2 separate regions of the Homo sapiens genome follow, and region 1 is linked to region 2. Evidence: read pairs that join two places in POLR2A ChIA-PET (ENCODE). Cell type or tissue: CD4-positive, alpha-beta T cell. All regions are shown on one strand.

Region 1 (4,000 bases), 100 kb after region 2:
ACCAACCTGACCAACATGGTGAAACCCCCATCTCTAGTAAAAATACAAAAATTAGCCAGATGTCATGGTGGATGTCTGTAATCTCAGTTGCTTGGGAGGCTGAGGCATGAGAATCACTTGAACCCGGGAGGCGGGGGGTTGCCGTGAACCGAGATTGTGCCACTGCACTCCAGTCTGCACACAGAGTGAGACCCTGTCTCAAAAAAAAAAAAAAAAAAAAAAAAAAAGCACTGGGAGCAGACATGGATGAATAAGCTAAAACCTGACTAAGGGCAGGAACCGTGACATAACTGGATCCTCGGAGAGGACATCTGCCCCCAGCAGGGTTTGAGCTGAGCCATTTCATTCCCACTGTTCCTTGTGCGTTTGCATAAATCCCTCCAAGCTTCATCTCCACTACCCCATGGCACAGAAGAAAATCTGGCTGGAGTTAAGATTTGTAGCAAGATGTGGAATCGTTTTTCCGGTGTGTGGAGACCACAGGCCCTTGTGGCTGCAGGGTGGGAGTAGGTCTGGTCCTGGGACCTGCGTTTTTCTAGGTGTAGTTATCTGGGCTTTTAAACATGCAGGTTCACGTAGGTGATCGAAGTCTGTTTCTATCCACAAAGAGCCCACCTGTCCTTTGGAAATTGAAAAAGGACTTAAAAAACCTGAGTAACCAGTGAAGTGTCTGTTGATTTGGGGGCAGGATGAAGAACTGAAAGCTGCCCTGTGCTCCTTCCCGGGAGAGGCACATGTTCCTTCCCGGTGGAACCCAGTGTGGAGGACTGTTCTGTGTGTGTTCTCTTTCACAAATCAACCCGAGCAACTGTGGTCGTATTGTGACCCTTGAATGCCAATCAATGAACAAAAACAGTATTTGAAAATGTGCACTTTGACATCACCCACGAGGCAGCGGGGCTTTGAGATAAGAGGACGGCCTCCCGCGCTCCGGTGCCTGCGGCCGAGGAAGAGGACGGCCTCCCGCGCGCTGCCTGCTTTCTCAGGAAGAGGACGGCCTCCCGCGCGCTGCCGGCTTCCTCAGGAAGAGGACGGCCTCCCGCGCGCTGCCGGCTTCCTCAGGAAGAGGACGGCCTCCCGCGCGCTGCCGGCTTCCTCAGGAAGAGGACGGCCTCCCGCGCGCTGCCTGCTTCCTCAGGAAGAGGACGGCCTCCCGGGCGCTGCCGGCTTCCTCAGGAAGAGGACGGCCTCCCGCGCGCTGCCGGCTTCCTCAGGAAGAGGACGGCCTCCCGCGCGCTGCCGGTTTCCTCAGGAAGAGGACGGCCTCCCGCGCGCTGCCTGCTTTCTCAGGAAGAGGACGGCCTCCCGCGCGCTGCCGGCTTCCTCAGGAAGAGGACGGCCTCCCGCGCGCTGCCTGCTTCCTCAGGAAGAGGACGGCCTCCCGCCTGCTGCCGGTTTCCTCAGGAAGAGGACGGCCTCCCGCGCGCTGCCGGTTTCCTCAGGAAGAGGACGGCCTCCCGCGCGCTGCCTGCTTCCTCAGGAAGAGGACGGCCTCCCGCGCGCTGCCGGTTTCCTCAGGAAGAGGACGGCCTCCCGCGCGCTGCCGGCTTCCTCAGGAAGAGGACGGCCTCCCGCGCGCTGCCGGCTTCCACAGGAAGAGGACGGCCTCCCGCGCGCTGCCGGCTTCCTCAGGAAGAGGACGGCCTCCCGCGCGCTGCCGGCTTCCTCAGGAAGAGGACGGCCTCCCGCGCGCTGCCGGCTTCCTCAGGAAGAGGACGGCCTCCCGCGCGCTGCTGGCTTTATCTGGGCTCCTGAGGTTCTCCTTTGAGTGTCATCACACCCACACTTGCGACTCCTTCCCGCCACAGAGGGAGGTTGGTGGCGATTGGTTTTGTCTTCATTTTGCCCAGAAAGACATGGAAAAACCAAGTTAGATCAAACGGAGGAAAGGAGTCCTGCCACCTGTGTGGGCTATGTGGCCTGGGCCAGGTGCTCAGGGCAGGTAGGGCTCCTGGCATGTGTCTAGGGCTCCAGGCGTGTGTCTAGGGCTCCTGATGAGTCAGCCTCACACGTGGCCTGCTCAGGGGCCCGGGAAAGAGTCAGCGCTGCACAGTCAGGCACGGGGACCCTCGCGTGTGAGTCCACGGCCTTCAGAGGGGTCAGGTGGGAGGACAGAGTTTGCTTCTGAACGACCTTGACCATGGAGGTGGATAGATTGTGTTCACTTAAATGTAAAACAGTGAAATTTAAATGTTTTAAGGAAACAAAATGTTATTTGTATTTAAAATTGATTAACAGTGAAAGATAGATAAATGGTAAATGGAACAAACATACAACAGACGTGAGAAAGAGCAAAAGATGGGAATGACGAGATGAGACAAAGAGGAGCCTGAGAAGAGAAAGGGCCGGCGGGCGCAGAGACAGAGGACCCAGCCACGCTGGGGAGGGCGGGCGCAGAGACGGAGGACCCAGCTATACCATGGAGGGCGGGTGCAGAGGGGCCAGGCGAGAGGGCCAGGCAGGCACAGAGACAGAGGACGCAGCTTTGCCAGGGAGGGCAGGTGCAGAGACAGAGGACCCAGCTATGCCAGGGAGGGCGGGTGCAGAGACAGAGGACCCAGCTATGCCAGGGAGGGCAGGTGCAGAGACAGAGGACCCAGCTATGCCAGGGAGGGCGGGTGCAGAGGGGTCAAGCGCTGACAGTGAGGGGGTCTTTCCAGTGGCTTCCCCTCTGGAGCTCACACACACTTACTTTAATCCTTATAAGGCCCTGTGAGGCAGGCACCGTAATAATTGCTCCATAACCAGCTGGCGAGAAAATCCAAGCTCGTAATTAGTAATCATCACGAAACAGCTTTCTTGGCTGACAGCACATAAACCAAAACAGTAGATGTGCTGGTTCCGGCTGCTGAGGGCCAGGGTCTGCAGACCTGCCCTGTGAAGCTTACGTGGCCTGCCAGACTTCATGCTCGGCAGGTCCCGTGGCCTCCTGGGGCTGTTTCTTTGAGGTGAAAAGAGGGTGGACCAGATGCAGTTGTTTCAAATTGCTTTCTGAGGGTCTCCCTCCTGGGCTGGACTAAGTCAGGGGGCTTTCATCCTCCATCAATCAGGCCAACAAGTCTATTCTATAAACCGGGGTCCACATTCAATTTTATTTGAACAAAATGTTCTATCAGCCTGAAAACTGCTAGGAAGGTCTCTAAGGCCATCTGGCTCTGAGCCTGCGATTCCAATGCTTGTTAGCGGATTTGTTTGTCCAGCTGTTGGTGTCTCTTCTTCCTGGCTTTGCCGCTCAGCCCTGGGCTTTCCAGAGCTTTCTAGGGGTCTCCTAAGAGGGCAAGCGGGTGGTACTTTCTGTATTTTAATATTGTGTTAGAATCTGGGACATCTGATTGCTGAAATGAGATGTTAGTTGGTACAGGGAGGGGTTTCCAGGACCCGCACGCCCTTGCGGAGTGCCTGCTGGAGGGAGCCGGTGTGTCCAGGACACCCTTGCGGAGTGTCTGCTGGAGGGAGCCAGTGTGTCAGTGAGATGGCTATGCCCCTGGGCTGCTGTGTCCCAGGTTTCCTCAGTCTCTAACCCTTTGTTCTCACAGGGGATGGACTCTTGCTTCTTTTCCCAACTCCACCAAGAGGGACCGTCCCAGGACGTCCTTCCCCGGGCATCTGGCCCTACAGCTGCCTGAGGTCTCCATCACCGTTGGCGCCATCAGTCTGCTGTGCAGCCAGCTGTTGGTTTGGAGAGCCTGAAGAACTGCAGTTCACGTCTCATCTAAAGGAGCTGAAATGATATTGCAGCTTTTTCTTTTGGTTGCGTGCAGTGAGAATCTGGGAGCTGAACCTGTTATCTGCATGGTCTTCAGAAATCAGGCAAACTCGGAAAATGCCAACGCCAAAAATGCTGATGGGTGACAAAGTGTCACAGGTGTGATGCATTACAAATCTCAGGACTTTTGTTCACTGGATTTGAAAGGTCAAGCTTCACAGGAAAATGATGAAGTCCCAAAAGACCAGAAATATATTTCAGAAGATGCCAGTTACTACTTTAAATGTCAAACCA
Region 2 (4,000 bases):
GTGCAGTGGCGCGATCTTGGCTCACTGCAACGTCTGCCTCCCAGGCTCAAGCAGTCCTCTCACCTCAGCCTCTGGAGTAGCTGGGAACACAGGTGCACACCACCATGCCCAGCTAATTTTTTGTATTTTTGGTAGAGATGCGGTTTCGCCATGTTGCCCACGCTGGTCTTCAGCTCCTGAGTTCAAGTAATCTGCCTGCCTTGACCTCCCAAAGTGCTGGGATTAAAGGTGTGAGCCACAGTGCTCACTACAGCTACACTGTCTTTAATGGTGTAGATAAGCTGAGCACCATTCAGCGGGGAATATATTCATGGATAAGAAATGGATTGCTGCACATTTGAAGTTTATTTGTAAAACACTTAAAAAATTTTTAGCCACCAGAATTATAGAGGTTTCCCAAAAAGGATGTTTACTGTTTTCTCTTTTTGGTCCTACCTGTAAGTTAGCAAGGGTATTTCTTAAAGGAATTTAACATTATATTAGTTTTACAAATACCTAGAGTTTAAAATTAGCAACATCAAAGGAATGTCAGAAAACATATATGTTTTCCCAATCTATTTGCAATATTCAATTTTATGATTGAATTTTTTGGTTTTGTGTTTGATTTTTACCTCTAGGAAATTGAAAAGGAAGAAACTGATTTAGAAAATGCTAGAGCTGATGCATATACAGCCAGTTGTGAAGATGATTTTGAAGTATGTATAAAAGTTAAAACTTTCCTTAGCTTAAAAATCATTTATTCTTAAAAATCAGCTTATATATAGTAATTTGATGTCCTTTTTATTCTTTTTATTAATCCTAATACTCAATATCTGGCTAGGTTGATTTAGGTCAAGCTGTTACCTGTAAAATGCTTGCTATACTTCTACTAATACTTACCAATATGATGTAATTAAATGATTTTATAATTTAACTCATATTTAAGTGCAGTGCATAAAAAGATGTATACATAGGTATCTATAAAAATACATACACTTTCACATTCTCAGCACAAATGTTTGCACGTGATGATAGTTGATAGGTCTTCTGTATATGGTTCTGTATTGTGTGATTTATTTTTAGAGAAATAAAGGTAGCAGTTTATATAAATTTACCTTCAAAAACATTAAAATCAGGGAACTATAAATATCTTTCTTAGCTGTAATAAGGACATTGTCTGTTTTAAGTTATAAAGTGTCATGTTTTGTTCAGTATGAGGGATAATTGAAAGTCAGTTTGTCTTAAAGGGTTCCAAAAGATTATTATTGTTTGCAGGACTATGAAGATGACTTTGAGGTTTGTGATGGTGATGATGATGAAAGCAGTAATGAACCTGAGTCAAGAGAAAAACTGGAAGAACTTCCTCTAGCTCAAAAAAAGGAAATACAAGAAATTCAAAGAGCTATTAATGCAGAAAATGAAAGGATTGGCGAGTTATCTTTGAAACTGTTTCAGAAGCGAGGTAGAACAGAATTTGAAAAGGAGCCCAGGACAGGTAAACAAATCAATGCTACTAATGGTGTCCGTGCTCTTAGGGCTCTGTGTACTGAGCCCTCACAGATGCTGTCACACACAGGCCTACTCTAATAAGGTGGGTGGAGCAGTAACATCTTCCACATGCTGGTGGTGCCATGCCCTTGCAGCTACCACATAGGAGGCCCCTGAAGACTTGAGCACGAGCCCATCCAGAATTCTCTTACACAGAGAAGTTGCACGTCACTTTCTGCTCAGCACCCAGGCCTTAGGTTAGCTGAGGGTGCCGTGGCCCCACTCAGTGAGCACTGATGCTCCTGTTCTCCAGAGGGAGCTGAGGATGCTGTGGCCCTCCTCAGTGGGAGCTGAGGATGCTGTGGCCCTCCTCAGTGGGAAGCCTGACTCATGTTTTCTTTGCAACCAGCGTTTTATCCGTCTGTGAGCACATGCTCTTATTTTTCCTGATGATGTGCTCCTTGAGTTTCCACAGAGGAATCATCATGGTTTTCCCTGGAGGCGTGGCAGTGTCCACTGATGAGTGCCTTCATGAGGCACGTGGGGACTGAGGGGTTGAGGTGCCTGTCAAGTCTTGGGACACAGCTGGACTGAGCCTGACACGAAGCATGCTCTTGATCCATTCTTTTTTTCCTACAAGGACCTTTTTAAATTAAATTTAGAAATGTATTTTTTCTCCAAATTCTTGGCATCAGGATATAATGTTACTTGTGAGAGTAGGAATTAATGTTTCAAATTGCTTTAAAGGAAAACTGACATTCTGATAAAACATGGGCACTGAGGATAAAATAGGATAATATTAAAATACTATTTGATGACGTACTACTTTAAATTATCTAGTAAAATATTCAGTAATTGATGCAGTTAATTATAGTTAGTAATTAATATGATGCACTAATACAAATGAAGGTTTTGCAGAATGATTCTTTGTCTCACATTTTGTGCCTGCTACAGAGGTGGCAGAACTCAGCTGGGCAGTGCTGATAGAGCGTTCTTTAAACTTATAGCTAAAGGGCACCTGTCCTGGTAGAGGTAAGGATCTGCCCCTTCTTCAGCCCTATCGCCTGGCTGAGGCTCAGGGACTGTTTCCCTCAGTTCCCCGTGGGGTAGCGCTGCACACAGGGAGGGTCTTTGTGCCACCAGCACACAGGATTTCCTGACAGCATTAAAGCTTGTCTGCTCTGGAGTTGCTGAGACGCGAGCAGGATTTTATTCTTAACGTTACTGGTTTTCTTAGCAGATCTTTGAATAACCTTTTTTTGTTACTCATTTTCAACATTTATGCTTAGTGTTATATCTTTATTAGCCTGATTTACAAGATTAGAATTTACAACTCTCAATATGAGATTATTTTTGGCATATTTCTTATTTGAAGGAGTTATTCACTGTCATACACATTGCTCCAGGTAAAGCTGGAGCTGCTTTCTTGGCCCTGTTTAATGTTGAGCTGGCACAGGTGGACGGTCGTAAAGACTAGCACAGTGTTGACATCACAGTCTGTGCTGAAGCAGGAATCACGGAGCCATGCTGACTCCGGGGTTTCAGATAACTGACTAGCTGTGTGATCTTGGGCAGTTACTTAACCTGTCTGTGCCTCATTTTCCTTAACTGTGAAATGAGTGTCAGACTTTCTTTAGGGTTGTTGTGAAGATTAATTAAGCAAGCTAAACATGGAAGGTGCTTAAAGGAGTGCCAGGCACGTTCTGAGTGCTAAGCACCGGTTTGTTTTCTGTGTCCTCCTTGGCTGTACTCTGCCACACCCTGTGGTGCTTGGACTACTTGGTTATAAACTGCACGCCTTATCCTTTTTTAGGGCAGTAAGAAACCGTTTGGTAAATAACTTTTTCCCGTGCACTAAAGTTACACCATGGCGTTTGAAAGCCTTTGTACACTTCCAAAAGGTAAATGGTCCACTTGGTCAGTGAAGGAGTCTTTGCTGAGCGCCAATGACTTGCACAGAGGTGTGCGCTCTGCTCCAGGGATGTCTTTATTCAAGTCTTAATTCTGTAACTTTAAACGTTTTCTCATTTTTAAAAACAGTCACATCTTATAATGTCTGTGTGGTGCTTTCTAATTGCTCATAAATGTGGCCTCCTGTGGTCTGGTCCTTATCACAGTCCTGTACGGCAGATGTCCAGCAATAAGGGAACTGAGATGCAGAGATGAGGTAACCTCCCATGGTCATGAAGCAAGTAGCGGACAGTGCTGGGACTTGAGCTCAGGCCCCTGACCCAGACAGGCATCCTCCAGAGCCACACCCTCTGCATTGCTGGCCGTAAAGCTTTGTTGTGAAGATCAGATGAGATAATGTGTGGGAAAGGGCTCTGAGTTTCATAAAACCGTAAGACGGGAGGGCAAGTGCAAACCAATATCCAAAAGGAATGAAAAGACGATAAGATGCAGTAGAAATAAATATACAAACAAATAAATACACAGGTAAGTATGTACAAGAAGCCACCGAAATCCTTAGGGGGAAGAGGTGGATTGAGGAATGACTTGTGTCCATTACAAAGGATTGGGGATGGAGTTGTTT

What was found. Peaks named below come from ENCODE experiments on the same cell type or tissue, not always from the same donor. Only the 100,000 strongest peaks of a DNase experiment are listed, where the experiment ranks them.
Region 1: POLR2A ChIA-PET joins it to region 2 with 7 read pairs; 3 of 35 experiments call an interaction of 5 or more read pairs at or near these places.

The regions. Positions count from the first base shown.
Region 1 is chr7:159,005,014-159,009,013 of GRCh38, forward strand. LINC00689 (long intergenic non-protein coding RNA 689) reads left to right here and starts at 3,341. Exons shown (of 5, transcript NR_024394.1): 1 at 3,341-4,000. In CD4-positive, alpha-beta T cell, no CTCF peak of the experiment used is centred here; no DNase peak of the experiment used is centred here; H3K4me3 peaks cover 893 bases; H3K27ac peaks cover 349 bases.
Region 2 is chr7:158,901,122-158,905,121 of GRCh38, forward strand. DYNC2I1 (dynein 2 intermediate chain 1) reads left to right here. Exons shown (of 25, transcript NM_018051.5): 9 at 618-695; 10 at 1,255-1,474. Among named protein-coding and RNA genes, the nearest start is that of DYNC2I1, 47 kb to the left of the region's middle. In CD4-positive, alpha-beta T cell, no CTCF peak of the experiment used is centred here; no DNase peak of the experiment used is centred here.